Linked DNA regions of Mus musculus: all the other regions are linked to region 1. Evidence: chromatin loops called from intact Hi-C (ENCODE). Cell type or tissue: left cerebral cortex. All regions are shown on one strand. Links, peaks and the distances in the headings refer to the core of each region. The heading gives the core; the rest is flanking DNA.

The links. Peaks named below come from ENCODE experiments on the same cell type or tissue, not always from the same donor. Only the 100,000 strongest peaks of a DNase experiment are listed, where the experiment ranks them.
Region 2: it touches region 1 in a loop (2.3-fold over the local background); 3 of 42 quality-filtered maps call a loop at or near these places.
Region 3: it touches region 1 in a loop (2.2-fold over the local background); 3 of 42 quality-filtered maps call a loop at or near these places.

What each region holds. Positions count from the first base shown.
Region 1 is chr17:65,166,127-65,174,310 of GRCm38, forward strand. It overlaps the pseudogene Gm49865. Among named protein-coding and RNA genes, the nearest start is that of Gm35228, 69 kb to the left of the region's middle. In left cerebral cortex, for the core only: no CTCF peak of the experiment used is centred there; a DNase peak (open chromatin) is centred at 4,769; H3K27ac peaks cover 1,284 bases.
Region 2 is chr17:65,358,548-65,366,731 of GRCm38, forward strand. All of the region lies in intron 13 of Tmem232 (transmembrane protein 232), which reads right to left. Among named protein-coding and RNA genes, the nearest start is that of Tmem232, 180 kb to the right of the region's middle. In left cerebral cortex, for the core only: a CTCF peak has its summit at 4,803; no DNase peak of the experiment used is centred there.
Region 3 is chr17:65,121,247-65,129,430 of GRCm38, forward strand. No RefSeq gene overlaps it. Among named protein-coding and RNA genes, the nearest start is that of Gm35228, 24 kb to the left of the region's middle. In left cerebral cortex, for the core only: no CTCF peak of the experiment used is centred there; no DNase peak of the experiment used is centred there.

The sequences.
Region 1 (8,184 bases), core at 1,993-6,992:
AGTCCATGTGTCCATGTCTGCAAATAAACCTCACCTTGTACAAAAGTCAGTTGGTATTATTAGATCCCTTAACGTAAGGCAGACATTTTTTTTAAGTTGCCAAAGGAGAACGAGGATAAAACAAGTGCAGAAAATAATCACGAAAACAGACAAATGGCATTGCACGAAGTCAAATGGCATCTGCAGAACAAAGACTATCAGAGTAAAGAGATAAAATGTAGAATGAAAAAATATCTACTAGCTATGCCCATGAAAGCAGACTAAGATCCAGAATATATAAAGAGCTGAAAATATTAAACATAAGAAAGGCAAACAGCTCAACAAGGAAAGAAATACAAACGTCCAATACATGAAGAAATAGTCCAGCATCTTTAGCTATGAGAGAAATATAAAATATTCATTAATATTCCATCATACTCCAGTCATAACAAAAACAAATGTTGGGGGGATATAAACGAGGCCTCATGCAGTGTTGGAGCAAATTAAGTTAATCCAGCCATTATGCAAATAAGTATGGGAATTCTTCAACATGCTAAAAATTGAACTATCTTATGATCCAGCTGTATCACTGTTCAGTGTATGGCCACAGGACTCTAAATCAACATACCATAGAGACCCTGTGCATCATGCTTAGTATATTAGTCACAATAGTCAATTTGTGGAATCTGCCTAAGTGTCCATCACTGGTTTAATGGATAAAAAATATAGTTGACATACAGGTTTTATTTGGACACAAATAAAACAAGTATGGTTGTAAAATTGGAGATCTCCATGTCAAATGAAAAGGCCAATGTCAAACAAATATCATATCTTCTCTCATTTGTAGAATCCAGATCTTTGTAAAAGATATGAAAGTATAAAATATGTACTACTTGGGAAGAATTCTGGAGATACAGAGTGCTGTAAAGGGACAAGAAAGGGAAAAAACATGGCTAAAGAACATTAAATGCATATATGACATGATTATTGGGTACAACTAATACATTCTAACAATTTTAAACTCCTAAGCAACATATATATTCACTGCCTGTCATTCTGACACTGTATTATCATCTTGGACCCATGTCTGTCCATTCCCTTTCCATTGATCTCCTCCTTTCTGCTAATCATGCTCACTGCTTAGGCCCTCAACCTCCTCAGGAGTTGTTTGAGTGCCTATTTGTGTTTCACACCCATCATGATGTCCTTGTGGACGCAATGCTGAAGACAGTTGACAAAAGCAGACAGCCTAAAGATTCAAGTGTAGACACTGCCAAACATTGATCTGTTGCCAAGGACTCGTCACACACTTCCCAGCGTCCTCTCTCCATGTGCAGGGGCAACGATTTTAAGAGTAAGTGAGCATTAACTCTATAAGAAAACATAGATGATGAGAATTTAGAAGACGTTGGCAGCTAGAGCAACTTTATTTAATGCCAGAGAAGTGGCATCTGGAGTTCTTGCTACACTGTGATCAGGTTACAGGACCTAGTCATTCAATGACCAGCGTTCAGGAGAACTTGGATTACATACTCCAAGCTGGATCCTTTGGTAGCTAAGGATAAGGGAGGAGCAAGTGATTACATTGGGAATGGAATGACAGACTTAGCTTTTCCCTGAGACAAGCTGTTTGGGCAAGTGCAGGGTGTGTTTCCTCTCTTTGCAAAGCAGGGTTAGCGGTCACATGCCTGTCTTCTGCAGTCCCCAAATAGTGGACGTCCTTAGTCTTGCAGCTCAGTTTAGGGTCTTGGTTTTGGTGTCAGAGCTGTTCTTTAGTAATTTTTTTGTAGCTGCCTGCGGCCACACTAACTGGGTTCCTGAGTGGGAGGCTGGAGCTGTATGAAATAATGGAGGCCAAGACATGTTTCTGTTCAAGGCCCCAAAGTTTACTAAGGGTCTGTGCTTATAAAGAGGGGAGGCCCGTCCTCCACCAATCCATTCTTGGTGCCTGTCGCCAGCCTGTAGGTGATCTGCTGGATGCAGTCTCCGAAATAATCTCAAGGGCCACTCAGCAGGTAGCAGAGTCTCTCGGAGAAGAGCAGTGGCAGGTGACAGAACAATAGAGCCATCTAGGTCGGAAGGCTACAGCCCAGGTGGCTCCACCTCAGTAGCGACAAGGTCTGCACCAGCCTGCTTCAGGCTGTGGGAGGCTACAATTTTTCTTGAATTTTATGCCGTAGTTATCTGGATACAGTGCAGTAGAGACCGCTGCATTTCCGGACTTTGGAGCCTGAATGACTTGAAGTCTATTTCTCAATTGTTAAGAGGGCAGTCTACAAGATACTCGGTAGAACACTGCTGAGAGGACTCCAATGAGTAGCCAGCACAAGTTAAGGTCAAGGGATGTAGAAAATACTCTGGAAATAGTGTCGATTTGTTTTCAAGGTCTGGTCATTTATTTGTCACTTTTGTTGCCTGGATCTAGACTTAGAAGAAGCGGCTCTCGTTGAGGACAGCCCTTGTTTCTTGGTGATCTGTTCCTAGCCGGTTTTTCCCTTTGGCTTCCTTCATTTGAAGCCTCCTCCTTGTGTTGTCTCAGTGTGTTGCTTCTTTAGCAAAATGTATCACCATTCACATAACAAGGTATGTGGAAAAACAGAACACTGAATCTTGGGTACTTGGGTCCTGGGCTCTCTGACACTGTATTGGCAGTCATTAACTTTAGAGAAAATGAAAAGCTCTCAAACTATGCTAGCTCTTTTGGCTCCAACCGTGAGGCACAGTAGTATTTGTCAGCTCATGTATATCCTTCCCTTTTTTAAAAAAGAATAGCCTAGCTGAGAACACTCAGATTGGCATCCACAACATGTCTACAAACAAACTCATGTTTCCTCTCTCCTGTTCCCCTCAGTCTATAACAGGAATGTCCCTTACTTAACAACAGGCACACTCTGCCATGGGTCAAGATACCTTGCTTCATGGGAAAACCTTGTTTGTTGTTTCCACCAATGATTTGGACCACATCACCCTTCTTCACTCAGACCACCAGCAGCTACTTTTGTGGCCAATCGCTTCTCACAGAAAATGCAAAGGTTATATTCATCGTCCACTTTAGTGAGTTTTTGACAGCCAGGGACTGGGAAGGAGATACCCCGCTCCAGCATGACATGGCTGACCACCGAGGCACTGCCTTGAAAAAAAAAGCAGGTCAATGGATTTAAAGTAGTTCTTCATCGAGGTTCCAAAGGGAGAGTTTTTAGAATTAAAACTGTCTTGCTATGTGCAGTACATGATCTTGTATTCAAATGCCCTGGTCTTTGATGGTTCTCTATGACTGCATTTTACATATGCTTTGTATTTCACAGTGTACCTATTTAAAATGTTTAATAATCCTAGGCATGGTTTTTTAGGCCTTAATCCCAGCAGCCAGGAGGCAGATACAGGCAGATCTCTGTGACTTTGAGGCTAGCCTGGGCTATATAGTTAGATTCAGGTAAGTTAAGAGAGACTCTGTCTCAATTAAATAGATGTATATATGGGATAGAAGTTTCTAAAATAGAAGTGATATAAGTGATGTGCAGGGAAGTCCATTTTAGTCACAAGTCTCAAAATCTCCATATATGTTCAAATTCAGAATTCTGCCAAATGGTATCTCTCTAACCACTTAAATGTTATATCTTTTGAATAATATTTATAATAATTACATTGTTCTGGTTGTGTTAGTTTTCTATTTATATGTACATCAGTTTATTAAATTTAAAGTGTTCATATAACTTATCAGGATTGTCACTTTTATAGAAGAGCCATAGTTAATATTCTTCTAGTATTCAGAGTAAACCTAGAGTATCAATTATGCAGTGTCAGCACTCAATAAAAATGTATTGATTTAGGAATAATGAGTCAGGTACATATTAAGCTACATAAAGGTTGGAGAGAAAGTAACACTGGGAGGTAATAAACGAGGAAGAGGGATTGAAAGAGACCCCTAAGCCTGAATGTTCTGGAAAATTCTGCAATGCAATAACTTTGACAAGTATGTCGAGGCATGATTGCTTGCAGAACACTGCAATGTGTGTGTGTGTGTGTGTGTGTGTGTGTGTGTGTGTGTGTGTGTGTGTGTGATTCAGGGTAGCCCAGAGCTACAGCAGGCTGATTTAATTTGTTTCGTTAGCAGTGGCACAGACTATAAAATATGCATGATCATATTCTAAATATGTATGCCTGGAGTAAATAAATAATTTATTATATAGGCTATAAATTATTTACCAATCCATTCTAAATATATACACTATTTGCATTTTATTGAAAATAAGGGTGGTAGAATGATGCTCTCTTAGGATTTCAAAACAAAACAAAAATCAAAGGAAAACAGGCTACAGTGCAGTGTTCTCTGCACGAGAGAATAAACTGGAATGACAAAGCCAGGAACATACTGAAGAAAGAAGAAAATTGGCCTGCCTGTTAGAAAATAGCTATTTCACCCAAATGCTCAAGTGTGAATTAATCTGGATTTTTTTTTTTAAAGTCTGTGAACTAAGCCTTTGGATTATAAAGCTAGGCAGCATAGACAAAACCTTTTTTAAAAACCCTTCAATTTTTTTTTTTTAACGCTTGTTGGCTCTTCAAAGAAATAGATAAGATAATACCCTGTTTGGATTGAATGCTCAAGAAAACATTGTTATGTAGCTGGCTTGTTCTTTGGAACAACTCTGCCATTTCCAAATCTTCAGCAACATCTGGGAAGAAGGCTTATTTCAGAATACACTCGCCTCTTCTTAAGCACATCATGAGCCGACTGGTTAAATGCCTCAGACTCACTCCTTGGAGAGGAAAATTCTGACTCGGAGCCATGGCGTTACATCTGTTCCCAGCATCAAGCACAGAGCCATGGCATCTTGCCTCCCACATACAGACTTTCTTCCCTTTGTGTGGATTGTGAAAGGGATCCACTGCCCAGAGCTCTCAATTCCTTCCTTGAAAAACAGCATAACATTCATTTAGGAAGCATTATTTCTTTCTAATGCCCCCCAGAACTCATTTCTCTGCATGCAAGCAGAGGCATGGCCCTAGAGCAAGACACACCAGGTTTCCTTCTTACTTTTTCTGAGAGTCATGAACAAATTTACCTTGCTATACTTTAGTCCCGTATATCCAAGATGATGCCAATATTACATACCTCATGAGTTTTTTTTTTTTTTTAGAAGGATGAAACAGTATTCATTAAGCTCTCAGAGAAGGACCCCTTTACATAGTGATTCTATAAACTTCATGTTTGGTTATTGGCATCAATACATATTACCTTATTGCATTGTAGCTCTCAAGAAAGGGACTTTCCTAGTTTATTTTTGAAACCGGCTCTACCTCATCAGATGGTAGACGTTTATTGAACAAAAGGATAGATACAGGTAAGTAACCATAGGTTCTGGTGCCGTTCAGCTTAGCAGGTTGCAACCTTCCCAGGGAATGTTCAGGTTAACCTAGCCTGCAGCGCTCTCATACATTAACACTTTTCTTGTGATTCTAACGCATTAAATGTGTTTTCCAGAACTTTTAGGTTGAAAATGGGGCGTTGTTAGTGGAAGGTGGAGGCACTTGTGTTTACACGGGCAAGAATAACGAAACACTGTAGCCACAGGAATGGAGCTCACAATACAATGGGTTTGGCTTCCTCTTGCTCTGATCTCTGTACTTTTTACTCATCTCCATACAACACAGAGGGTCTCTGCCTTCATGTTGCACTTCATAGTCTCTAATGATATATTTTTCTCTGTTTCTCCATCTGTGGTACTCTAATATATATTTTTTCAATTTTTTATTAGATATTTTCTTTATTTACATTTCAAATGCTACCTGGAAAGTTCCCTATAGCCTCCCCCAGCCCTGCTCCCCTACCCACCCACTCCCACTTCTTGGCCCTGGCGTTCCCCTGTACTGGGGCATATAAAGTTTGCAAGACCAAGGGGCCTCTCTTCCCAATGATGGCCGACCAGGCAGGCCATCTTCTGCTACTTATGCAGCTAGAGACACGAGCTCTGGGGGGTACAGGTTAGTTCATATTGTTGTTTGTGGTACTCTCTAATAGCACCGAGTAGAGGGTCAATAATTCATTGCCAAACCTGATAAGAATTTAAATTATTTCTCCCCACTTTGTAGTTTAAAAGATGTTTCTGATCTCTCTATGTCATCAATTGAGACATTAAACTTAGTAGCTATAATAATGGTGCCCGGCCTTGCTCATCTTCTGTTTTGTTCCCACAAATCTTTCCTTGTAGAGTCAGTCCTTGGCTTTCCTCACCCTGTTGCCCAGTGCTTGAATCATGTGTGTCTGTCTGGCCAAGGGTCCCATGGGCCCCAGATTCTCTCTTCATGTCGCCTTGTTGATTGTTCTGAGACGTACATGCTTTGTTCGCTGTAATCTTCCATTACAGTGTCCATGACAGAGAGTTTGGGGTGGATTTCACAGTAAGGTTCCTAAGAAGCAAACGAGAGTGGGCCGCATTTAGAAAAGGGATCGGGAGTAGATGCATTGGTGATCAAAGCATTACACATCGAGGTGACCAAAATTCCTTTGAGGAAATATCATGATTCTGGCTAAGCAGCCGTTCTCTCATGAAATGTAGTACAGTAAGTGAAGAATTGTTTATTTTTTGTTAGGGCTCTGTCCCATGTCTCCACTCATCCCTTAATATCCAGCTCAAACACTCTTCTTCAATTTCTTTTCCTGTCTTTCTCCCTTCCTTCCTTATACATTGAATACCCTTCTCTGGGGCCCATTCCTATTTAGCTGTATGGGTACCCTACAAATAGAATACTAGATAGATAGATAGATAGATAGATAGATAGATAGATAGATAGATCCCTCAACATATTGTACGATTTCTGCTCATTCATGCTGTAAACACACTGATGGGTTTTCTTAAACACCACTGGCTAACATGGCACTCAGCTCTGTAGTTTCTGAGTTAAGCCTTTCTTGAAAGGATTATGGCCATGATCCATTTGTTGCAGCATTGAAGACTAGAACCCATGATCCACACAAAGGTCTTTTGTGTCTTTGGTGTTCTTCTCTGTGATCCCATGGCCAGTGGCATTGTTTGCCTGTAGAGAATATAAGTTACTAATAGTGTAAGCTGTTCTAGCACACGAAGCATCAGGAACTCTCGGGGACTTCACAGAAAGGTGTCTGACACGGGGCAAGGCCACAGGGTTCTACTAAGCTTTTCATCTCCAGTTGCCAGAACCTAACTACCTTGTGGGACTTCTATTTTGGTTGTCATTGTGAATCTGAATCTCCAGTGTTGGCAAGAGGTGGGTGAGCAAGAAAAATGTGTGATATCTTACTGCATCTTTGGCAGTCACTCCGAGCTTTGGAAATCCTAGACCATCCCCGTATTCTTTGCACAGTGGCAAAGTTTCAAATGTTTTAGCTATGGAAAAAAATGGGTTCAGTTGTTAGCGTCTAGGAGCTAGCATATGTGTGTTCCACACTCTGCTGCTAACTAGGGGAAGATAATGCTCTGAAATAAAAATTCTAGAAGCTTGTCAGGTTCCTTCAAGCCATAGGCAAATTCTTGAAAATGGGGAGGTGACAGAGACATGGGGGTATTTTTCTCAAGGTTACATAGTATTCAGTAATCAAAAGAGAAGGAAACAGATTCATGTCCCATTTCTAGGCTAGTCTTTGTTCTTAATAGCACCATTGTCTCTTCTAGTCTTTAGAAGAGAACTTGGCTTAGAATGGCCAAAGGCCTGGGGTTTCTTGTTACAGACTAGGGAGGCACAATTCCACAAGGACTGGTATGTAGCCTTGGGTAACTATAACATCCCCCTCTCCGAAGCCTTAGTTTCCTTGTTTTTAAAGCAAGACTGGCAGCAGCTGTTGTGTGGTTAGATGACATCATGTAGGCACAGTGTGTGGCACAAGGGCTGGCCTTAAATGATGCTCAGTGATCAGGAATAGTCATTACGATCAAGCATGTTGCCCATATCTGCTCCCATTGCAGCTTCAGAGATGTTCCCAGCAGACACTCGACACAGCAATCCACTGGCCATGGAGCATTCTAGCAAGATAGAGTTGAAAAAGATTTGAGAATAAATCTATTATGTAAGGAAACCAGTAAATTCCCATGAAGCCTAATTATTCACACTGTTTATTAATAGCTCTGTTCCAGCCCCTCTCCCTCAGCAGCAAGTTAGGATCTGACTTGAGATAGCACTCGGGATGAAGGAGGCCTCGGCATTTCTACGGGAGAGAGATTCCGCATA
Region 2 (8,184 bases), core at 1,759-6,758, 190 kb after region 1:
TGATTCCTTGCATACTTTGTTTCAAATTTTAGAAGGAGACTCAGAGTTAAGTTCCAAAAGGGAATTAACACCTGAGGCCAGAAAGGCCCTTGCCCTAGTGGAAGAAGAATTGATTAAAGCCCAGTTTCAGCATTGTAGAGAAGGGTTACCCATCATGTTGATAATATTACCTACTGAGATGCAACCCACAGGATTATTGTGGCAAGAAGGCCCATTGTTAAAACCCAGCTCTATTGTAATCCCTTATGATGGGTATCAGCAAAAGGTCCTAACAGCAAATATTGATGAGTGGGCTATTTTAGCCTGTATTAATGAGGGCCCATTTGATAATCATTATCCCAAACATCCGTTAATGACCTTTTTTAAGGAACATCCAGTCATTTTCCCTCAAGTGGTGAGGAAAACACCCATTAAGGATGCAGTTAACGTGTTTACTGATGGATCAAAAACCAGATGTGGAGTATATATGGTAGAGGGGAAAGATCCTGTGGTCAGGCAGTATCCCTGTACTCCGCAGATGGTGGAATTACAAATAGTTATTGAGGTCATTAAGGATTGTGATTTTCCTTTTAATCTAATTTCGGATTCACAATATGTAGTTAATTTAGTTTTATCCCTAGAAGTGACAGGCCAAATAAAAGCTCGTAGTACCATCCAAGCCTTAGCCTTACAATTACAGAAGTTGCTGTGGGAAAGATGTCAACCATTATATATTGGACGTGTTCGTGCCCATAGTGGCCTTCCAGGACCCTTAAGTGGGGGAAATGATATTGTGGATAATTGTACTCGTATGGAGTTCATATTTTTAGCATCCCCTATGGAGTTAGCCTCACAATTTCATTCTAAATTTCATGTTAATGCTAAAACTCTGCAGAGAAAATTTGGAATCTCTAGAGCACAAGCTCGGGATGTAGTCACTACCTGTGGACGCTGCCTTGAGTTTCAACACCCACCTTCTTATGGAGTGAATCCTAGAGGATTGCTCCCTCTGCAGGTGTGGCAGATGGATGTCACACATTTTTCAGAATTTGGCAAATTGAAATACGTTCATGTATCCATTGACACATGTTCAGGAATAGTTTATGCATCGCCCATGGCAGGGGAAAAGGCCTCCCATGTTATACAGCATTGTTTGGAGGCCTGGGCAGCTTGGGGTAAACCCCAACAACTTAAAACAGATAATGGCCCTGCATATACTGCCAAAACCCTGGTGTCTTTTTGTCAACAGATGGAAGTACAAGTTAAACACAGCCTGCCATATAATCCTCAAGGCCAGGGAATCATTGAACGAGCACATAGAACCTTAAAAGAATTATTAATAAAACAAAAAGGGGGAATAGGCTATGGCCATACCCCAAAGATAAGACTCTCCTCAGCTCTTTTTACGTTAAATTTTTTACAATGGGATAAGGAAGGTCGCTCTGCTGCTGAACGACATGCTAATACCAGCCCCAGTAAACTGGGGTATGCTAAATGGAAGGATGTGCTTACAGGATCATGGAATGATCCCGATCCCATGTTAGCCTGGGGGAGAGGGTCTGTTTGCATGTTTCCACAGAATCGCGCAGAGCCAGTGTGGGTTCCAGAGCGGCTAGTGCGACACTGTCAAAATGAAGAAGCTGATCTTGCTGGTGATGAGCATGTGTCTGCCCCTGATGGGTACGGAACCCAGATGGGGAATACTGTTGGTGTTTAAAGTGGACTGCAAATTTTGATGGCAAGATGAATGAGCTTTGCTTGGCGATTGTCACTGTCAATTCTACCTGAGTGGATCCTGGCTTGGCATCGGGAAAGAATGGACTGGGATAGGTGCCCTAGCTGTGGCCCTTGTTTTGGCATGCATGTTGTGTGTATGGTGTATGTGTCGGTTCCAGAATGCCCAGGTCCACACTGCCGCCATGGTGGTGCAAGCTTTTGCCACAGTGGAAGCAGGGCAGTCACTTCAGATTTGGCTAGCTGCCATGAAGAATGAACAATGAAGACATTGCTCTGTAGGGTTGTATGGCTAAGCACTGCACAGAGGTTAGTCTGGAAGCTGTTTGACAATCTCTGGGAGGTATGTCTGATTGCATGAGGGTTGAGTGTCCTAGTGTCCTTCCCCCAGGAAAAAAACGGCACGGGAGCAGGTCAGGGTTGCTCTGGGTAAAAACCTGTGAGCCTAAGAAATCCTGTACATGGCCCCTATTTCTGCACACTGGGGATCAGACCTCTATCTTCACCCATGGAGCTTGTTCAAAAAAATAAAATAAAATAAAATATAAAAGGGGGAATTGTGGGAAGCCATTCTGGGCTCCCTGGTCAGCCGGATGGAAATCTATTCCAGGCAGTAAACAAGCCCATATTTGGTGGATGGCCTGCCCTTAATCCCTGATTGGCTGAGCAAGCCTGCCTGGTGAGGTGATGTGACCTGTGGTGATTGGTGGGGGTGTGGTTGTAGCTGGAGTGGAGAAAAACACTTGTAACTAGAGAGGTGGGGGATTTGAAGAAAGAAGCTGCCTGAGTAAACTGCTTTAAGAAGAACCGGTGGTTGCATTTTGCTTGCTGGCCAAGTTGGACATGACAAGCTACCTCTCTGGCACCATGTCTGCCTGCATGCTGCCATGTTTCCCACCATGATGATAAAGGACTGAACCTCTGAACTGTAAGCCAGCCCCAGTGAAATGTTTTCCTTTATAAGAGTTGCTGTGGTCATGGTGTCTGTACACAGTGGTAGAGACCCTAACTAAGGTGCCTTGGCTTTCATTTATATCCACTACCCTAGGTCTGTAATAGACAACAGGCCCTAAATTTCACTGCTGAATTCACGGCAACTATTTCTCCTTCACCTTACTTTTTAACTTTAAAGACACTAACCTATGTTTGCCAAATGACTGAGCACTAAATGGAGCTGTGTGACTTCCTTAGAGAAAAATGATGCCTTTGGCTTTTCTGTACCTAAGGATGTGACCCTTAAGGCTGTATTGTATCAGGGTATAATTGATGCTTTGCATGGTCCCATCCTTGTTATCTCCTTCCTGTTTGATGTTTGCAAGCCAAAGAACATGTTCCTTTGAATATCTTAGCAATTTATTATCCTGAACCAATCAGGTCATTTGCAAGCACAGCACAGCATGTCTGTGTTCAGCTATAAATGAGAATGGCTGTCTATTTATAGATATAGCACTAGTATTAGTACAATTTTAATTCATTACTGTGGGTTCCTGCACAATTTTCATCTCGCATGTGGTGGGAATTATGCAGTCCTGTATGAAAACTGTCTTTTAACAGGTTGAGTTATGAAATAACAATTATAAAAAAAAAATAAATGTGAAGAAAACGCTTTAACATAGTTGCCTGAACAGAGCAAAGTGGGTTCCTTGTGAGTCTTGATTGTTGAGCTTTCAAGGAGATGCTAATGCTGGGGCAGAAATAGCAAAACTGAGGCATTTACAATGCTAACAAGTTTAACTGTATCAGCCAGAGTCCTACCTGGAGAGAGAAGCTGGGGAGGCTACTGCAGGTGATTATGAAGGCTCGCAAGACATGCAGTAAGCAAAATGGAGATGCAGGTAGAGCACTGAATCTCTTATTTGCATCTAAAGGACCCAGGAGACCTACTATTTAAATTCAGGTCTACAAAAGAGGAGGGGGGTCAGTTCTGAGATAGGCAACTATTTCTTCTTTTCTTCCCCCTTTTTCCTATGGGGGTGTTTTCTTTTCTCATTAATTAAATAATTTATTTATTCACTTTACAATCCAATATCAGTCCCCCCCTCTCCTCCCAGTACCCCCTCATACTGCTCCCCCTCCCATCCCCCTTCCCGTTCTTCTCTGAGAAGGGGTCCCCCCCCCCCGGTGTCATCCCACCCTGGCACGTTAGTCACTGCAAGTCTATGTGCATCCTTTCCCACTGAGGCAGGACAAGGCAGCCCCGTTAGAGGAATGGGATCCACAAACAGGCAGCAGAGTCAGAGACAGCCCCTGCTCCAGTGGTTGGGGCCTCACTATAGAAGGAATGGCAGTGGCTGTCTCTGCTTTACTGGGGTCACACAACCACAAAGGCAACTCCTGCAGGAGGACCTAATTGAAGACTGCCAGAGAAACCAAGGATTGCTGCTGCAGACAATACCAGCCAATTGAGAACTGCTGCTTGGAAGAGATGCTTGCTTGGGACCAATGAGATGTGGGTGGATTATTAAATGAGCTTGTGGCAGCAATCTCACCTGCTCCTGGAGTCTGTGCCATTGATTCTGTGCCACCTCATCCCAACCTCCAAGGGTAAGTAGGGTCAGGCATCAGGCAGTCCAGGGCACAAGCAGCAACTCACAAAAAGACCAAAGATGTGCAGGGACAAAGATGGAGCAGACATAGAGGGAATGGCCATCCAATGACTGGCCCAAATTGAAACCCATGGGCAAGAACCAATCCCTGGCACTATTGATACTCTGTTATGCTTGCAAATGGGAGCCAAACATAACTGTACCCTAAGAGGCTCTAACCCAGTGTTGATTGAAACAGATACAGAGTCTCAGTGAGTCTTGTAGAAGAGTTGGGAGAAGGATTGAGGGACCTGAAGAGGGCAGGGACTCCACAGGAAGACCAACAGAATCAACTAACCTGGACCCTTGGGGACTGACTCCCAGAAACTGAACCACCAACCAAAGAGCGAACATAGGCTGGACCTAACCTCACCCCACCCCCACAACTCCACCCCCATGTAGCAGATGTACAGCTTGGTCTTCATACAGGGTAACTATTTCAATTTCAGTTTGAATCGAGAAGCCTGAAGCAACTGCAGTCCCAAGCTCAACCACTTGGAAAGCAGGCTGTTCCTACCACCTAAAGGCCAGGCTTTCTGTTCTCATCAAGCCCTGAATTCACTGGATTTGAACCTCTCAAGCAAAGAAGGGAATCTCTTCACCTCAGCATACCAAGTCAATGTTCCTATCTCCCAACAACTCTTTCATAGACACTTGCATAACGAGTGTTTGGTGAACTGGCCAAAGGTTGATAGCTCAAACAAGATGACACATAAAACCAGACATCTCATTGCTAGGTAACCATGAGTGCCTTTTCGTTTTTTTATTCTGGTATCTCAAAGACTTTACTGGAGAGGTTAACAAAATTCATGTTGGTCCTTTTTTAATGTATACTGTTTCTTTCCCTAAACGCTTATTTCAAACCTTAGAATATTACTACAGTTCTATAAAATTGAAATAATCTTTGCCCAGGTGGGACTGAGAAAATCTTAGTTCTGATTCCACGTCTACTCTCCTGCTTCTACTCTTGAATGTGGTCTTGGTAAAGCCAGTTTGGGCTATAAAATTCGACTCTCCTTGGATATAAGAAGACCACTGGACCAGGGGACTCCTGTGGATACGCACGTGTGTGCACACCTGTGTGTACTTTTTGTTTCCTTTTCTGCACGTACATGTATGTAGTGTGCATGTTTAGATGTTTTGATGAAGGTATGCATGCAAGTAAAGATGCATGCATGTAAAAAGCTGAGGTTGTCACCAGGAGCCTTCCTCAATAACTATCTTCTATGTAACTGTGTGAGGCAGGGTCTCTCAATCAAACCCAGAGCTCCTGGATAGGACTACTAACACTAGGCAGCTTGTTCTGGGGAGCATCCCTCTCTGTTTTTCAAGGCTGGAATTCCAGATGGCCACCAATACCACCCAACATTTAGCCATCTACATTTAATGGCTAAGTCAATTTCTCAGCCATGCCATTATGTTGTTAAGTGTAGATAGTTTTTGATAAGATTATATTTGGAGTTGAGGAGATAAGTCATAATAGAAACACACTAATACATTTAAGGTTGATTTTGCTCCTCCTCAATTAATTCCCCAGTAAGATAAATGTGTAGCTACCGTGTAAGCAGTATTATAGGCAGTTGTCATACACTGCTTTGAAAGATGACAATTTTTCCATTGGTGAAAACCCAATGAAACCTGATGAAAGTGGCCAGTAGTGATCATTCAGATCAGGAGTCTGCGCCTACATCCATTAACTTAGCAGCTCCCTTTATTCCAGATCTCAGTCCTCTGGTAACAGGTGGCCACAGTTAAAGTGGAGGGTCGTGGGGATTTGCTGATAGCAAGACTTGCTCAGCCTTTGAACATGTGGACCCTGAGCAATTCCCATTTCAGATGGCTGGAAGCCCTGTTGAGTCAGGGGGATTCTAAGGATCTTTGACTGCGGGAAAGAGAGAGAGGAATGCCTTGAGTGCCCCGTGCTCTTCCATTCCATAACTATATTCCTTCCTAAAATATTATGTTCTGTCTTTACATTCTTCTCAAAAAGCAATTGTACTTTTCCTACCGTATCTTCAAGCCAAATGACCACTGTCTTGGGCTTATCAACTTATCATCCTCTGAATGTATCCAACTAAGTGGTAATAAAACCTGAACTCTGGGGCCATCCTTGGTGATTTCTGCAGGAGGATTGGACAGATTTATAGGAAAACTCTTCACTGAGTCCATCTTGGCTTAGGTGCAATAGAAAGAGATTGCCAGTAACCAGAAGTTAAGGGGCTTTCACTGTTTTTACATTGAACTGATCAATAGAACACACATAAAACTGAACAGGAGGAAGAAGGGGGAGTTTGAGCGTTCTTTTTTGTGGCTCTTTCTTCTGGTGCGTCTGCTTGTATGGCCTCCCTTCAGATTCTGTGCCTAACTGGGTTGATTGTTTGGCCAGCTGTGTTTAGAGTTCTGCATGACAGCAAGTGCTATGTGGTGACTGGAAGCAGCAAGGATGGAGATTTTGGACGAGCTTCTGAAAGCAAGAGTAGGAACTCAGCTAATAGATTTTTGGAAACCCAATGATTCCGCCATTTCTGCTGCTAGTGTCAGAGGCCTCCTCGTAGAGTGCCATTATAGATGTAGGGGCTTCCCGGACTCGGCAGCCTTGTTTCTCCTAGCGGAATAAAATTCTATGATGGAAGTGGGGTGCAACATGGACACCTTCATTTATGGTATTTTTTTTCTCCTGTGTTTTATATTACTGGTAGAAGGTGAATATTGATAGAACCAGATCAGTAGGCATTTGGGAACTGTGAGAGAATGTCAGGTATATTTTGTAAATGTATGGCCTTTAGTAAGAGGTTCTTAACAGGTCCCTGCTGGCTGCATCCCAAGCTATTTAGTTCCCAGAAAGAAAAGGAGCCAGCGTAATTACCATGTGGCTGTCCCCCTGTGGTTCCTTCATCACTATCTCTCCATCTTAATGACAGTAAGATAATAGGCAGTTGATTTGTCAGCCAGTCATGCTTGGAACACTCAGAATTGCATCTGACAACACTGGTTTGCTTACATAAATGGTTTAGTAAAATTTCAATGCTTAGGGTAGACTTTTTTCCTTTGAATTCTTTTACATTAAAAGAAAGAAAGAAAGAAACACACTTGACATTAATTCTGACTCAACAAGACTCAGGTTAGTGAACTATTGTGGACTGCCAAGAACTCAGTGACATAACACTTTAGAAATGATGGATGCTTACCAATTACTGATCTTATATTGCACTGACAGTCTTGGCATTGAACGTGGAAGCTGCTCAGAATGATAAATGGATATGACAATTTATTAAAGATCAAAGGCATGGTTAGCACTGAGTACAGATGCATGCATTTGGAAAAAATGTGGGGGAAAAACAGAAACAAAGATAAATACACTTTGGAGAGTAGAGATGTAAACTTCGGAATAAAAGGCATATCTGCAGTACATAGTAAATTTATATTAAAATGCAGAAATTCTAGAAATTTAGCAGCCATGTACTTTGAAAGCAACGAAGGCGTGAATGAAACAATGCTAAGACCTGACTTCACCTCCCAATCTCCTGATGGAATATCCTCCCCCCCCCCTTTTACCCTTTCTGGTCACTGGGTTGACTACAGCCCTTCCCATGGTCTGGTTAATTTCAGTGGGAGTTCCCTTTCTCAAATGAAGACCTAAGACATGAAGTACTACAACTGAGAAAGCTTTGGGACAAAGGCAATCTCCGCAACTTCAGGACTCAACAGCATTTTTGTTAAACCCAGTGACATTGTTGCTTGGTTTTGATAAACCATGTGACACACTGATATTCCTAATGGCACATGTAGTTGACACATCTTACACATATACACCATATGGTACTGTTCAACTTAAAAGAAAAATATAATGCCAGGGGTGGTAGTGAATGCCTTTAATCCCAGCACT
Region 3 (8,184 bases), core at 1,759-6,758, 45 kb before region 1:
TTGATGAGCATGAGAGCTCTTCCAACCATCTAATATATTTTCCAATTTCTTTATTCAAAGATATGAAGTTCTGGTCATACAGGTCTTTCACTTGCTTGATTAGAGTTACACCAAGATATTTTATATTTTTGTGGCTATTGTGAAAGGTATTGTTTCCCTAATTTCTTTCTCAGCCTGCTTAATCATTTGTATATAGGAGAGTTACTGATTTTTTTTTTTTTGTTAATTTTGAATTAAGACACTTTGCTGAAGGTGTTTTTCAGCTGTAGGAGTTCTTTGGTAGGTTGTGTTTTTAGGGTTACTTATGTATACTATCATATCACCTGCAAATAGCAATACTCTGGCTTCTTCCTTTCCAATTTGTTGTCTTATTGTTATCCTTTAGTTGTCTTATTGTTCTCACTAGAACTTCAAAAGAATAATATTGAATAGATGTGGAGAGAGTGTGCAGTGTTGTCTTATCCATTATTCTAGAGGGATTATTTTAAGTTTCTTCCCATTTAACTTGAGGTTGATTATCAGCTTGGTGTTTATTGCCTTTATTGTGTTTAGGTATGTACATTGTATCCTTGATCTCTCCAAGACTTTTATCATGAAGGGGTGTTGGATTTTGCCAAAGGCTTTTCAGCATCAAGATAACCATGTGACACTATGATTTTTTTTGCTTTCAGTTTGTTTATATGGTGGGTTACATCAGGCATTGTCATATGAGTCTTTGTGTGATTTAGGTATTAAGGTGACTGTGGCTCATAAAATTAATTTGCCAGTGATCTTTCTGTTTCTATTATGTGGAATAGTTTGAAGAGTATTGGTATAAGCTCTTGTTGAAAGTCTGGTAGAACTGTGCACTAAAACCATCTGGCTCTGGTTTTTTGTTTTGTTTTGTTTTGTTTTTTGTTGTCTGTTTTTTTGTTTTGTTTTGTTTTGTTTTTGAGTAGGAGATTTTGATCACTGCTTCTATTTCTTTAGGGATTATAGGGCTGTTTAAATAGTTTACCTGATCTTGATTTACCTTTGGTAAGTGGTATCGGTCTAGAAAATCATCCATTTCATTAAGATTTTCCAATTTTGTGGAGTACAGCTTTTGAAGTAAGACCTAATGACTCTTTAGAGTTCCTTAACAGCTATTGTTATGTCCCCTTTTCATTACTGACTTTGTTAATTTGGATATTCTCTCTTATTTTTAGTTAGTTTGTCCATCTTGTTAATTTTCTCAAAGAACCAATTTCGTTTAACTGATTCTTTATATTGTTCTCTTTGTTTCAATTTTATTGATTTCAGCCCTGAGTTTGATTATTTCCTGCCATCTACTGCTCTTGGGTACATTTGCTTCTCTTTGTTCTAAAGCTTCCAGGTGTGCTGTTAAGTCATTAGTATGAGATCTCACTAAGTTCTTTATGATGGTACTTAGTGCTTTCATTGTGTCCCATAAGTTTGGGCATGTTGTGCCTTCATTTTTGTAGCCACCTAGGGGTTACTGGGTTCCTGAAGGGAAAGCTGAAGATGGATGGGAAGGAGATCAAGAGAAATAACAAGCCAAGACAAAGCTCTCTGATCAAGGCTCAAATTTTAATGTATGACACTAAATATATATGGGAAAACCCATCCCTTTGTTTCAGCTGGGTTCTGTTGCTTGTTTCAGCCAGAATGAGTTGCAAAGTAGGCTCTTCAGTAGTTCAGCAGGCTGGCAGTTCTCAGTTCTCTGTCAGGAAGATATAAATGTAGCAAGGCCAGACACCTGGCTCCAGTGTCAGAGATTGTTCAGCCAGCTCAAGGCTGGAGGGGGCAGGGTGGAGGGTGGAGGAGCACAACTTTCATTGACGTCTAGAAAGTCTTTAATTTCTTCCTTCATTTTTAATTTGACTCAGTGGTCACTGAGTAGAGAGTTATTTAGTTTTCAGGAGATTGTAGGCTTTCTGTCCTTTCTGTTGTTGTTGAAGTCCGGCTTTAATCCAGGATGTTCTGATAAGATAAAGGAGGTTATTTAAATATTCTTGCATCTATTGAGACTTGCTTTGTGACAAGTATATGGCCAATTTTGGAGAAGGTTCTGTGAGGTGCTAAGAATAAGATATATATATATATTGTTGGGGTGAAATGTTTTGTAGATATCTATTTTGACAGGGAATCTATTGATGTTGAAAGATATTAAAGACTAATGATTGTTAATTCCTCTTATTTTGGTGTTCTTCGTGGTGGTAGTATGTGTTTCCCCTCTTTTTTTTTTTCCTGGTGTGAAATTACTTATTACCTGTGTTTTTTTGAGTGTAGTTAACCTCCTAAGGTTGGAGGTGTTTTTTTTTTTTCCTAGTTTCATCTGTAGTGCTGAATTTGTGGATGGGTATTGTTTAAATTTGGCTTTGTCATGGAGTATCTTGTTCTCTCCTTCTATGGTGAATGAAAGTTTTGCTGAATATGGTAGTCTAGGCTGGCACCTGTGAGACTGCATGACATCTATCTGCCCAGGCCCTTCTGGCTTTCAAATTCTCTATTGAGAAGTCAGGTATAATTCTAATATATATTACTTGGCCTTTTTCCTCTTCAGCTTTTAATATTCTTTTTTTTTGTTCATTAACTTTTGAGTAATTTGTGGCAAGAGAATTTTCTTTTTGGTTCAATCTATTTGGTGTTCTTGTACATAAATAAGCATCTCTTTCTTTAGGTTAGAGAAATCTTCTTCTATGATTTTGCTGAAAATATTTTCTATCAAACTGTTACAGGCTTAACAAGTGCATAACTGCCTCTCTTGCCACCCCTGTAGTGACTATCTCACAGGTCTGTTGCTACGAGGAAAGAAAGTCACGATCAGTTATCGGAGATGATGCAGACGTAAATCAACCAATTTTTCTGATGGAGCAGAGGGAGACCTGGAAACTCTCGGTCACCATTTATTAATAGTACAGAGCAGCTGAGAAGTAGTTAGGTCAAGAAATATTCTTAATTAAAGCTTATCTTTAAAAGTGGGACATAGAGACCAGTGGCATTCTACAGATGTCCATGCTGCAAGCTTTATATCTCTAAATATGTCATCTTACAGGAAAGAGGGGATACTACTCACTTTTTTAAAATAAATAATCTTGAGGAAGGAGGTTATCTTGGGTCATATGTAGAACCTTAATCTGATTGCTCAATGAACTGAAAACAGAAATTATTCAGAGGTTGTAACAGTGAAAGAAGAGTTGTGAAGTAACTGAGTTATAACTTTAATTATAATGTTATAATAAATATAGTGGTAACATTTATTTGCTCAAAACCTTGGTACTTTCAACCATTATTAACATGTTACTATAATTCCATCTAAACTTTTTCCTAAGTATGTGTACGTGTATATATGTTTCTATGCACATAAACATTCACATAGAAGATAATTGGAATTGTACTGTGAGTATATAACACAATTACAAAAAAAAAGTTCAGAATCTCATTACTATTCCAAGGATTGAGGGTCTAATAATTATCAAGTCTTTGTTTGTTTTTGTTTGTTTGTTTGTTTGTTTAACCTGGCTCCTCGAGGTGATTTGCATTTGCATAGAACATGAGTAACTACCAATTCAGAACATTATCTGTCAGGTATCTTTCTTCCCTTCATACCTCAACTCCAGTTCACCAGCAAATTCTGCAAATTTGATAACACTAAGATGTTAATTTTGTCAGCTTTATTACTTTCTATTAATGCTATGATCTCCATCAAAGCGGTTATCAAAGTTCCCTGGATTACATTGGTACCCTCTTTCACTGTCTTATTTTGGTTCCTCAAACTCAGTCTCTACTGGTACTCAGAATTATATTTGCCAAATACACCTCAGATGCTATTCTAAGTCAAAGAGTTCAATGATTTTCATTTCTTTAGGATAAAATCAAAATATCCTGAATTTCTCTAAAAGGTTTTTATGCTGTGTAAGCCTCCTTCTCTGTCTCCAGCATTTATTTCCTTGTATAAATGAAATGCATTGGGGTAATTTAAAGATGTTTGAGATCTTGGGTTGGATCAATGTATATAGTAAGAGAATAATTTGAGAAATAATTACTATGAATTGATTTTAATGAGATATATTTAATGAGATTTATTGATTTATAGATAGAAATACCCCTGTATTTTGTGGGTTTTTTTTTTTCATTTTTACTTCTTTTTTTTTCTATTTTGTTTTAAGTTGTTCTAGTATGGCAAAGTAAGGCATTACTTTAGAAGCTGGTATGGAATCCACACAGATAAATAGTACTAGAATCTATAGATCTTTTCCAAACAAACCCTGGGATTCTGTGGATACTAGAGTCCTAGAAAGCATTTCATTTCCTGATGCTCTAGGACTGTCTCCTTTTCCTACTAAAATGAAGTAACGGAGATTAAGGCACCTGAGAAGATCATCTGAAATACACAAGAAAACATAGCCAGATTCTGTGTGTTATTTTGCATTACAGGAATGTAGATACGTATTTTCCATTCTTCAGAGACAAAACCATAGAAAAGTCAGGGAATTCAGAAGAGTTGCCAGAGCAGAGCTTCACAGCCCCAAAGAAGCCTGTCTGACTCTCAAGAGAAAAAGCTCAAAACAGCCAGGAGCAAGCTGGTGAGCACACGCTAACCACAGGCACATGCCTATTACTGTTTTATAAATTGATCTGATTCACCTTAGCTGGTTCCATAGGGGATTGAAGGTGGCTTACAAGGTATATGAAATGCAAGAAAAGCTTAACTGAACACAGGTGGAGAGGTAAAAAGAAAATAACAGGGATATTTATGGAAAGAGAAATTAGATAGGTAACAACCAGCATTCTGAACATGGTTCAGATTCTAAACTACAAGGCACCAATGTAACATTGATCCAGTTACAGTGTATCCAATGTATCCAGTGATGACCTCAGCTCAGACCCGGCTTGGTCCAGGAGTTGAGGCCTTCATGTCTTAAAGGGCTTCCAGGTAGACAGACTCCTGTCCTCTTTGCTTCTCTAGTGTCTTACAACAGTTCTCTCAAAAAAGTTCATCCGATGTGCTGTGTCACTTCCGCAGTGCCTGTTTTGTTGCATCTAACGTAATGCTCACTAAAACTTTGATCTAGACTGTTTATGATGTATTCTCTCACCTCCTGCAGGCACATTTAGTAGTTATTCAATTTTTAAGTCACTGAATACTAGGTCAAGGCAGAAAAAAAAAAAAGAAAGAAAGAGGCACTGAAGAGAGCTAAAATAGATTCAATGAAAGCTAAAAATAAAATTTCTTGCTCTAAAATAAAAAATGCTGTTTTGTGGCCATAGCAAATACAGTCAGAGGTATGGTGTTATATTAAATCTAATGATTCACAACTGCTAGGTCCCTCATTTATTTCCACTAGTACCATGTGTAGTATTCTTTCCCGCCATTATAGTTAGATGGAATTTCTAAAACGAAATAATATATTTTTAATTATTTTAGTATTTTGTGTGTATGGGTATTATGCCTTCATGTATGTCTGTGTAGTGCCCAAAGGGTCTAGAAGAGAGAAAATGCCCTATACCTGGAATTTCAGATGGATGTGAGCCACCATACAGGCACTGGGAATTGAACCCAGGTCCTCTAGAATAGCAGCCAGTGTTCATAACCTGTGAGCCATCTCTCTCTCCAGGCCCTTCAAATGGGATCTCTTTGTTGAAGGGTGTGAGTCAGCGGAAAAGAACTCTCTCTCTCTCTCTCTCTCTCTCTCTCTCTCTCTCTCTCTCTCTCTCTCTCTCTTTCTCTCTTTCTCCAAGTCTTACTGTTCTATTTATTCTCAGTTCTCCTTTGTTACTTAATCTCCGTCTTTGGGGACAGTTTCAATCTAGTCGTCACCTTCCAGAAACAACCAAAAACCAAAAAGCTCTGACGATCTTTACAGCTCCTGCCACGCTTGTACTTACAAACACGAAACCCTGTGGACCCAGAATAAGCCTCTCCTCCCAAAGAGAGCTCAGAATACTCAGCTATGTAGCAGCGTGTAGTGAAATTAAGGTCTCGACTAGACTTAGCTTTATCTGTCAACTGACTTCAAGTATGTAGATGACCCTAGATTACCCAGGAAGGACCACTGTGGGCACACCAGCCTCTGTCAGTGAAGAGGCTGGAAAGAGAGTCCCTGTGATGAGCCCTGAGGACTTAATGTACATCACCACTACTGCTACTGAAACGGGCTGGGTGCCATATGGCCAGGAATGTGATGGCTGTCAAAAACTAAGACAACAAAGCAAAATCAAACATGTTACCTTCTCGGTTTTCCGAAGTGAACCAACCCTATGAAGAGCTATAATTTTAGCCCAGTGTTCTGTATACCCTGCTGGGTTTCTGACTTTCAGAACATAAAATAATAACCACGTTATTTTCAGCTCCCGAGTTTGCTGTGGAGGGCTATAGCCACCACGGGGAAGGAAAGCAGAGTCTTTCAGCCACTGAGGCCCCAGCTCCACCCAGCCTCACCTCTGTCCTTACCAGGTGAGCGCCTCTAAGAGCAGGAGCTCACCAGCTATTATACAGCTTCACCTCTGCTTTATAACTGGGTCTCTTTGGATGTAGCACTAAAAATTACTATAGAGATATAGCCTTGACAGGTCTAAGCTCAGAATTCCAATTGGGCACATATTGATCCCTGATTAGAAACAACATTGATGTTGACCAAGATCATTCCTAGCCACAGTCTCTTTCCTCTGGCTGCTGTCCAGAACTCTGCCCCCTTTTGATAGATACTAATTTGCACTTGTCATCCAAAGGGTGGGATAAGGGACACTAAAATATATCCTTATCATGTTTGAGGTTCATGTTCTTTCGCTCTCCCATGATTCTGAACTGAAAAGTCCTCATGTATTTTTAAACACAAGCATCAGAGGAGAGAACAGCAGATGACCTTAGGATAACCTTAAACAAGGTGATTATTGAGCCAATACTCATTGTGAACAAACCCCAAGGAGGACATAAGTTTCTGTTTGAGTCTCTATGGTACATAGACTATTGCTTTATGGAACTCTTGTTGCTAACCTCTGAGAACTCTGGGAAGCAATGGAATTCCAGAAAGAAAAGAAATGAGTGTCACCCTGCCTGTGGTGAGCACTCAGAGTGTGCAGCTATGCCAGGCACTTTCACACTTTCTAATCACTTCTTAACATTGTTCTCATTTTACAGAAAAGGAGCCGTGTCTTATTCAAATTGAAAACATTTCTTTCATGCTCACATGAACCAGAGTGACAGAGCCAGTATTTGGATGTCAGTCCTATAATGTGGATTTGTTCTTTATGCTGTACACAGTCTCTAGGACTAGAGAGAACATAGGTATGAAGCCAATTTCTCCCTACAACCAGGTCCAGGGGCCAGTCCCTTGCTTTGTCTAAGTCTTCCTTCTGTTCCCTGAGCTTTCTTTGGGGCTAACAGGCTGAGAGACTATAGGTGCAAACTAGGGAAAACAAAACTCTCAGTAGCCTGGGTGCAGGGAGGGTGTCAAGTGGGGGCAAGACTATGAAGTATTGTCAACTGCATGCAGTGTGAGGCTTCAAATGAGTCTTCAAATGGGAATCACACAAATATATTAATAAGGGCGGCATTACTTAAGTGAATGCGACCAGAATCGCCTTTATAGCACTGCAGAGGACTTAAGACGTCATCCAGCATTAGAGATGGGGAAAGGAGAGGATAAGGCATATTATGGTTTGTGTCCATAGTCTTTATAGAAAGCAGGGGTAGAAATTAAACTAAAGCTGTCCTACATTTGAGGAAAATATTTAGCTTTTTAAAAAATGTCATTTAGCCCCCCCCACAAGGAATCATAGTTTCTAACACACAACTATATAATGTGGTTGTATGGTTTTCTTTTTATTTTAATGAAAAATCCAATTTACAAACAATTATAAAGATCCCAATTTAAACATGTAGATCTTTTGGACACTAATTTTAAAATCCAAGACAGACTTTAAAAACACACACACACACACACACCCGGTTTGTCGGCATGAATGGCCTCTTTTAATGATGATTTTGTTCCCCATTCAATAGACTTTATTTCATTGTGACATGTTTTGAGAACACCAGTCTCCACTTAGCATTCAGGGGCAGTTCAAATACCACCAACATTAGAGACTATTGACGGGGGAGTTACAAAGGCTTATCCAGCAGACGCTAAGGCTAGGAGATCCTAATCGTTAGCAGATTGACTCCACTGGCTTTGCTACCTACCATGTCCCATCGTGCCA